2 separate regions of the Homo sapiens genome follow, and region 2 is linked to region 1. A link is an interaction called in ENCODE POLR2A ChIA-PET data of the cell type or tissue named here. Cell type or tissue: CD4-positive, alpha-beta T cell. All regions are shown on one strand. Region 1 overlaps HNRNPUL2 (heterogeneous nuclear ribonucleoprotein U like 2). Region 2 overlaps STX5 (syntaxin 5).

Evidence for each region. Peaks named below come from ENCODE experiments on the same cell type or tissue, not always from the same donor. Only the 100,000 strongest peaks of a DNase experiment are listed, where the experiment ranks them.
Region 2: POLR2A ChIA-PET joins it to region 1 with 5 read pairs; 20 of 35 experiments call an interaction of 5 or more read pairs at or near these places.

Annotation. Positions count from the first base shown.
Region 1 is chr11:62,711,249-62,715,248 of GRCh38, forward strand. It overlaps HNRNPUL2 (heterogeneous nuclear ribonucleoprotein U like 2), which reads right to left. Exons shown (of 14, transcript NM_001079559.3): 14 at 1,382-4,000. All of the region lies in intron 13 of HNRNPUL2-BSCL2 (HNRNPUL2-BSCL2 readthrough (NMD candidate)), which reads right to left. Among named protein-coding and RNA genes, the nearest start is that of GNG3, 5.6 kb to the left of the region's middle. In CD4-positive, alpha-beta T cell, no CTCF peak of the experiment used is centred here; no DNase peak of the experiment used is centred here; H3K27ac peaks cover 374 bases.
Region 2 is chr11:62,814,419-62,818,418 of GRCh38, forward strand. All of the region lies in intron 10 of STX5 (syntaxin 5), which reads right to left. It also overlaps the pseudogene RNU6-118P. Among named protein-coding and RNA genes, the nearest start is that of NXF1, 11 kb to the left of the region's middle. In CD4-positive, alpha-beta T cell, no CTCF peak of the experiment used is centred here; a DNase peak (open chromatin) is centred at 2,343.

The DNA.
Region 1 (4,000 bases):
ACAAAAATTAGCCGGTGTGGTGGCGGGTACCTGTAATCCCAGCTACTTGGGAGGCTGAGGTAGGAGAATCACTTGAACCCGGGAGGCAGAGGTTGCGGTGAGCCGAGATTGTGCCACTGCACTCCAGCCTGGGCAACAAGAGCGAAACTCCGTCTCAAAACAAAACGAAACAAAACAAAGCGCCTCTCTTCAATTTTTCTGCACACTCAATGTTCCTACCCATCAGATTATAACTGCGTGGCTACAGCGCTAGGTGGGAAAATGGGGTTTAAGCAGTAACTAGAGACCAGGCATGAGCTATGATTAACCACTTTAAAAAATGATTAATTAGCTCTAACAGCAACTTAAATGTCCTAAAGAATAGATGGCTACCAAAATTAAGGGTGGCCTTCAGGGTACAAAACTGTAAACCCGGGTATCTGAATCCGTGTCACATACAGAGGGTAGGAATTAGAGCAGTATCTACATCAATACTACTACTCCTTCAGAACACTGGATGTCATGAGCCTGTGGTATCTCAGCTTTAAGACCCTGACCATTTATTAGAAACTGCCGTTAGGATCATTTCAGTGCTAATAATGCAATGGTGGCTGGGAGCGGAGGCTCACACCTGTAATCCCAGCACTTTGGGAGGCTGAGGCAGGCAGATCACGAGGTCAGGAGTTCAAGACCAGCCTGGCCAATATGGTGAAACCCTGTCTCTACTAGGAAAAAAAAAAAAAAAAAATTAGCTGGGCCTGGTGGCACACATGTGTAGTCCCAGCTACTCGGGAGGCTGAAGCAGAAAAATCGCTCGAACCCAGGAGGCGGAAGTTGCAGTGAGCCGAGAGCGTGCCACTGCACTCCAGCCTGGGTAACAGAGCGAGGCTCTGTCAAAAAAAAAAAATAAAAATAAAAATAAAAAATAAAAAAGCAATGGCGCTGTTGTAAATTTAATTTACCGTCTCGTTCTCCAGATTCACTGGAAAATAACCCCCATCAAACTTCTGTTGAATGAGTGGGCTTTCCCCCTAGCAGTAATTATTCATGAATATACTTATTTGGCTCCACAATGTACATTTAACTTCAAGCATCCAACTAGTTTTTGCATAGGCCAAATACAGAGGTCGTGAGTTATAATTTATTTTCCTATACTTCAATGGCTCGACTCTTGGCCTAAGCAAGCACTAAATAGACTAATAACTACCCACCCATGTCAACTGACTGCATGGCTGGCTCCCAAGTGAAGGCATGGTAGAATAGGGAGGGAACGGCAGCCACCATGCAAGAGGAGAGTCCTCCTTGGTTGGAGCCCATGCGACCTGAGAAAGAGGCATTAAAAAATGAATAAATAACCCAGTGACACCCTCCGCCCCAGTCAGTGCAGCCACAGGAGATAGGGTGAATTCAATCCAAATGGTTATTTATTCTAAAACTGGAAGCTACTTTGCCTACATTTTCGCCAGAATGGTGTAATGAGAACAGGGGAGGAAAAAGTTACAGATGTAAACAATGACACAGTTACATTTTTTTTTTAAATGGTAAAACCCCTTTTTACTGGCCACTTCCAAGAATGCTTTACAGGTTGTGCAAAAACATTTACAGGCTCCATGTGGTGTTTTTCTCACAAGCTTTCCTGTCTACAACTACAACAGACGTCTGATAAAACACTAAACAAGTCTTCTAAGGAAAACAAGGCTAGGGATTCCTCTGGTTACCATAATCCACATTTTCCCCCTTAACATAGTTTTTCATAATAAAAAGACAGAAACAAAACCCGGACATCTACTGTTGTTGCAAATGATCTCTTGGACTAAACCAACAAGGATGTGGCAGTTTCACTTTCCACCCACCTAGAAAAACAGTTTTGTAAAAAAGATTACTTTCTAGTGTCAAATATCAACAGCGAGTACCTCCCCTAACCCCTGCTGGAAAAAAACTCAACTTGATTTAGTTTAGTCCCCTTGCCCCTAAGGGCCCTAGCATCCCCATCCATGTCACAGACTACAAGAAAGATGCTATTTGCAGGACTAAACATCTGAAAAGGGGTGGCAGCCACTGCCTCAGGAAATTCAATTTTCTATTATAACATAATCTTGCCCTAAGGGAATTTCTTTGGGCTCCAGTTTTTACCTCCTTGCCTTGACATTATAAGCAAAGCTTTCTCAAACTCCCTTAATAATAATACAAAGTTAATGTGTTACAGAAAAATTCATGCAATCACTCCACTGCCACACAGAAATCCATTTGAGGACACCGCAGGGAAGCAGGTGCCAAGAGAAAGGACATGACTATGAGTAAGCAAACTTATCTCCTACCAGCCCCATTCCAGCCTTGGGGTCAGAGGTATTTGGGCGGAAGGGTGTGTCATGACAGACAAGGACACTAGAGGCCAGAATAAGGGTCTGTACACCTGAACAAGGGCTGCAGGGCAGTAACAGTGGGAGGAGGAGAGGAAGACCAAATCAGCCCACAATTTTAAACAGAGAACTGCCCAGGTGAGGAAATGGAAGTGAAGCATTTTCTAGTGGCACAGATTTTCTCACTAGGAACTGCTGCAGTATGTGGTGTCTGCTGAGTAAGCTCTTGGCTGACAGTGCTGAGCAGGAGGATGAATGAAAACTGAAGCTAGACATTGAAAGAGCATTCCATATCCCACCCATATTCTTGAACCCAGCAACCTACAGCTGTCTATCAAGAACTGGGAGGGTATTGGTAAAGTCACAAATGAAACTATCCCAACTGAAGGCTCCTGGCTAGAGGCCTCTCTGGGGACACACAGGGAAAGCGCCCCAAAAGGAATTTTGTTTCTAGAAGTCGGGAAGGGGTGCTCCCTTTCACACGCACATTTACACACGTTCACACTCACACTCTTCCCAAGGTTCAGCAGCCCCACTGAGCTGCCTCCCACCCCCCCCCACCACCCTCCCCTCTTCTATTCATTCTCTACCTGTGTATCAAAAAAACCAGCAGGGCACGAGCCCTCCACACTGTAGAAAATAGTTGCTAGTTGCTATTCTCAGCACCTGGGCCTGTGAGCCCACACCACAGGATTCACCTATATACATATCCCGCTGCAGTGAAAAGAATCCTGCTGTGTTTTCGTGTGAGCTGAAACCCTGAGAAACGTTCCTTCTCTCGCACTGTAAGAGGACAGACACTCTAACAGGGATGATTTCAGAGACCTCCCACCTCTCTCAACCTTGGAAGACAGAGACTAGAGACTGGCAAATCACAATCTTTAGGCTGAGGGCTGCAATCCCATTCTCCCCAAGATTTTACAGGAATTAATCAATGGGTCTATAGAAGGGGCAGGCTATTCTGCTCTGCCATCAAGGACAGTCCCCAGGCTTTCTTGGCCTGGGAATCCTGTAAAATAGAACCACCCACTGGCAGTCTCCATGCCTCAGCCAAACAGCACAAAGGCACAGGAAAATGGAGAGTTGGGACACTGTAAGCCTCCCAGCCCACCAGACCACATATCCCAAAAGGGAAAGGTCGGTAAAGAAAATACAAACGGTTAGTTGGTGCAAGTGATTGATAAGAGCCAATCGTTTATTTTCACTGTCCCAGTCACAAGCTCTCCCTCTGTCCCCACTCCTGCCTGCTCCTACCTGCTGTGGAGAGCACCCTCGCGCTGCCTCCCCACCCTCCCCACACCACCTCATCACTCTCCTTTACTTGGCTGCCAGTCCAGCTGCCTCAGAATGTCAGAAGGGTGCCATTTTCAGTTCTTTTCCTGTCTGACTGTAGGGTATAGAACAGGCAGCCCTAAGTGCTGCTTTCTGCGCAAATGTTTTTTGATTACAAATCTCTAACTAGGTTTGAAATGTTTTATAGAATAAGACAATATTCTTTTCAACAAACTTTAAAAAAAATGTACAGTTTTGTTGTTTGTTTCCACCTCCCCCCTCCCCCACCCCTGCTTGAGCACCCTCCCCCCCCACCACCCCTCCCCGGCAGCTCAGCCCCACCCCGACAGCCCCTGTTTTCCTTGGTTGTGTTTTGCGGGGGTGCCTGG
Region 2 (4,000 bases), 100 kb after region 1:
CCAAAGTGCTGGGATTACAGGTGTGAGCCACCGCACCCGGGACTCTTCCTTTTTTTTTTTTTAGATAAGAGTCTCACTCTGTTGCCCAGGCTGGAGTGCAACGGCGTGATCTCGGCTCACCCAACTTCCGCCTCCCAGGTTCAAGAGATTCTCCTGCCTCAGCATGCCAAATAGTTGGGATTACAGGCAGGTGCCACCACGCTCAGCTAATTTTTTTTTTTTTTTTGAGATGGAGTTTCGCTCGTTGCCCAGGCTGGAGTGTAATGGCGCAATCTTGGCTCACCGCAACCGCTGCCTCCCGGGTTCAGGTGATTTTCCTGCATGCGCCACCACGCTCAGCAAATTTTGTGTTTTTAGTAGAAACGGGGTTGCTCCATGTTGGTCAGGCTGGTCTCCAGCTCCCGACCTCAGGTGATCCGCCTGCCTCGGCCTCCCAGAGTGCTGGGATTACAGGTGTGAGCCACTATGCCTGGCTTTCTGATTTAATATTTAAAAAGCTATTAAACAGTTTGGGGACAACTGGGAAAATGTAAACCCTCACTGGATATCACATATTAGGAAATAGTTAATTCTAACAGATAGGATAACTGGGTGTCTTTTTTTTTTTTGAGATGGAGTCTTGCTCTCTTGCCAGGCTGCAGTGCAGTGGTACGATCTCGGCTCACTGAAACCTACACCTCCCAGGTTCAAGCGATTCTCCTGCCTCAGCCTCCCGAGTAGCTGGGACTACAGGCACGCAGCACCACGCCCAGTTAATTTTTCTGTTTTCAGTAGAGATGGGGTTTCACCATGTTGGCCAAGATGGTCTTGATCTCTTGAGCTTGTGATCCGCCCGCCTTGGCCTCCCAAAGTACTGGGATTACAGGCATGAGCCACCATGCCCAGCCAACCGGGTGTGGTTTTTATTTTATTTATTTTTTATTTTTTAGGACAGAGTATCGCTCTGTCGTAACACTCACTGGATAATACATAATATTAGGAAATCATTAATTTTCACAGACATAACTGGGTGTGGTTTTTATTTTTTGAGACAGAGTATCACTCTGTTGTGACACTCACTGAATAATACATAATATTAGGAAATCGCTAATTTTCATAGATAGGATAACGGCGTGGTTTTTTTTTTTTTATTTTTTGAGACAGAGTCTCGCTCTGTCGCCCAGGCTGGAGTGCAGTGGCACAATCTCGGCTCACTGCAACCTCTGCCTCCCAGGTTCAAGCACTGCTCCTGCCTCAGCCTCCCAAGTAGCTGGGACCACAGGCATGCACCACTATGCCCAGCTGATTTTTGTATTTTTAGTAGAGATGGGGTTTCTCCATGTTGGCCAGGCTGGTCTCAAACTCCTGACCTCAGGTGATCCGCCCGCTTTGGCCTCCCGAAGTGCTAGGATTACAGGTGTGAGCCACCGCGCCCAGTCTGGTTTTTATTTTTTTATTTAATTTTTAAATTTTATTCTAGTTTCAGGGGTACATGTGTAGGTTGGTTCTATAAATAAATTGCGTGTCTTGGGGCTTGGTATACATATTATCTCATCACCCAGGTAATAAAAAATACAGAAAGCTTCACAAATTTGTGCCATCCATGTGCAGAGGCCATGCTAACCTCTGTATTATTCAAATTTTAATATATGTCCTGCTGAAGTGAGTACTGGATGTGGTTTTTAAAAAGAATTTGTGTATTCTTAGGAGACGCATGTTAAAATATTTAAGGATTAAGTGTCACGATATCGGCAACCTACTGTGAAATGGTTCAGAAAAATAAAGATAAAGCTAATCTGGCCAACTGTTAACTGTTGAATGTAGGTTGCAGCTATATTAGTGTTTATTATGGTTCTTTCAACTTACTGGTAAACTTAAAATTTTTATTTTAAAAAATTTTTTAGAGATACGGTCTCACTCTATTGCCCAGGCTGTAGTACAATGGCACCATCATAGCCTATTGTAACCTCCTACTCCTAGACTCAAGTGATCTTCTCCGCTGAGCCTCCTAAATAGCTAGGACTACAGGCATGTCACCATGCCAGGCTAATTTTTCATTTTCTTGGAGAGATAGGGTCTTGCTATGTTGCCTAGGCTGGTCCTGAGCTTCTGGCCTCAAGCAATCCTCCCGCCTTGAACTCCCAGAGCACTAGGATTAACTTTGCCTAACCCCCAAATTTTCATAGTAAAAAAACGAAAAAAGAAAACTTCTGAATAACTTCCTCCTATCAGCTATTACTCCATTTCCTTTCTCCATTTTGAAGCAAAACTCTTAGAGCTGTCCATTCTCCACCCTGGCTAACATGGTGAAACCCGCCTTTACTGAAAAAAAAAAAAAAAAAAAAGAAGAATTAGCTGGGTATGGGGTGTGGTGGTACGTGACTGTACTCGGGAGGCTGAGGAAAGAGAATCGCTTGAACCTGGGAGGCGAAGGTTGCAGTGAGCCGAGATTGCGCCACTACACTCCAGCCTGGCAACACAGCAAGACTCTGTCTCAAAAAAAAGAAAGAAAGAGCTGTCTATTCATCTATTCCTACTCTTTCTAATTGCTCTCTCTCATTCTTGTTTGTTTGTTTTTCTGTTTTGAGACAGAGTCTTGCTCTGTCACTCAGGCTGGAGTGCAGTGGCGGGATCTCGGCTCACTGCAACCTCAGCCTCCTGGGGATAACAGGCACACGCCACCATGCCCAGCTAATTTTTTTGTATTTTTAGTGGAGACGGGGTTTCACCATGTTGCCCAGGGTGGTCTTGAACTCCTGGCCTCAAGTGATCCACCTGCCTCAGCCTCCCAAAGTGCTAGGATTACAGGCAAGAGCCACCATGGCTAGCTTCATTCTCTCTTAAACGCCACTGCATTCGAGCTTTTGCTTCCATCCCTCTATTGAATCTGACTCAAAGTCACCAACAATATCTACATTGCTGAATCCAATGACTATTTCTCAATCCTCGAGGTTCTGCTTCCAGTAATGCCTGGGTACCTCCTATTATACCAATCATTCCATAAATTACATAAACCACAGAGGAAATATAAAAAACAATGATCTTAGTTCAGCCAAGTTAACTGCCTGCGAAAACAAAAAAGTCAACATTCTTTATAGAAACATAACATAATCCAGACTCTTCATATCAATAACATGTACGATAAAATCCTCAATTAGTAGATATACAATGAAACAGGGAACTGTGACCCATACAGAAGAGAAAAGGCAATGAATGGCCCCATCCCTAGGATAATCCAGATGATGAGAATTAAATTTTAAGGCAGCTATTATAACTGAGGGAAAATATGCTTGTACTCACTAAGAAGGTAGTAAATCACAGCAGAGAAACATAATCTCTAAAAAAGAACCAAGTGTAAATTTGAAACTGAAAATTATCTAAAAAAATTCACCAAATGGGCTTAACAGCAGATTGACCTGAAAATATACATAAAATAAATATAAACTTATTATATAAGACATGTACCTGGAAACATATATATGTATATATTTCCAGATGGTAAGGACAGAAAGAGGCAGAAAAATGTTTAAAGTAATAATAGCCAAATACTTCCTAAATTTAAAGACAAATTTACACATAAAAGAAACTCAGAGGCTGGGTGTGGTGGCTCACGTGGTGGGCGGATCACCTGAGGTCAGTAGTTCGAGACCAGACTGCCCAACATGGCAAAACCCCATCTCTCCTAAAAATACAAAAAATTAGCCAGGCGTGGTGGCGGGCACCTGTAATCCCAGCTACTCAGGAGGCTGAGGCAGGAGAATCACTTGAATCCAGGAGGCAGAGGTTGCAGTGAGCCAAGATCGCACCACTGCATGCTGGCCTGGGTGACAAGAGTGAAACTCCATCTCAAAAAAAAAAAAAAAAAAAGACATGATAGGGCCAGGTGCTGTGGCTCATGCCTGTGATCCCAGCATTTTGGGAGGCGGAAGTGGGAGGATCACTTGAGGTCAGGAGTTCAAAACCAGCCTGGCCAACATAGTGAAACCCCATTTCTACTAAAAATACAAAAAAAAAATTAGCT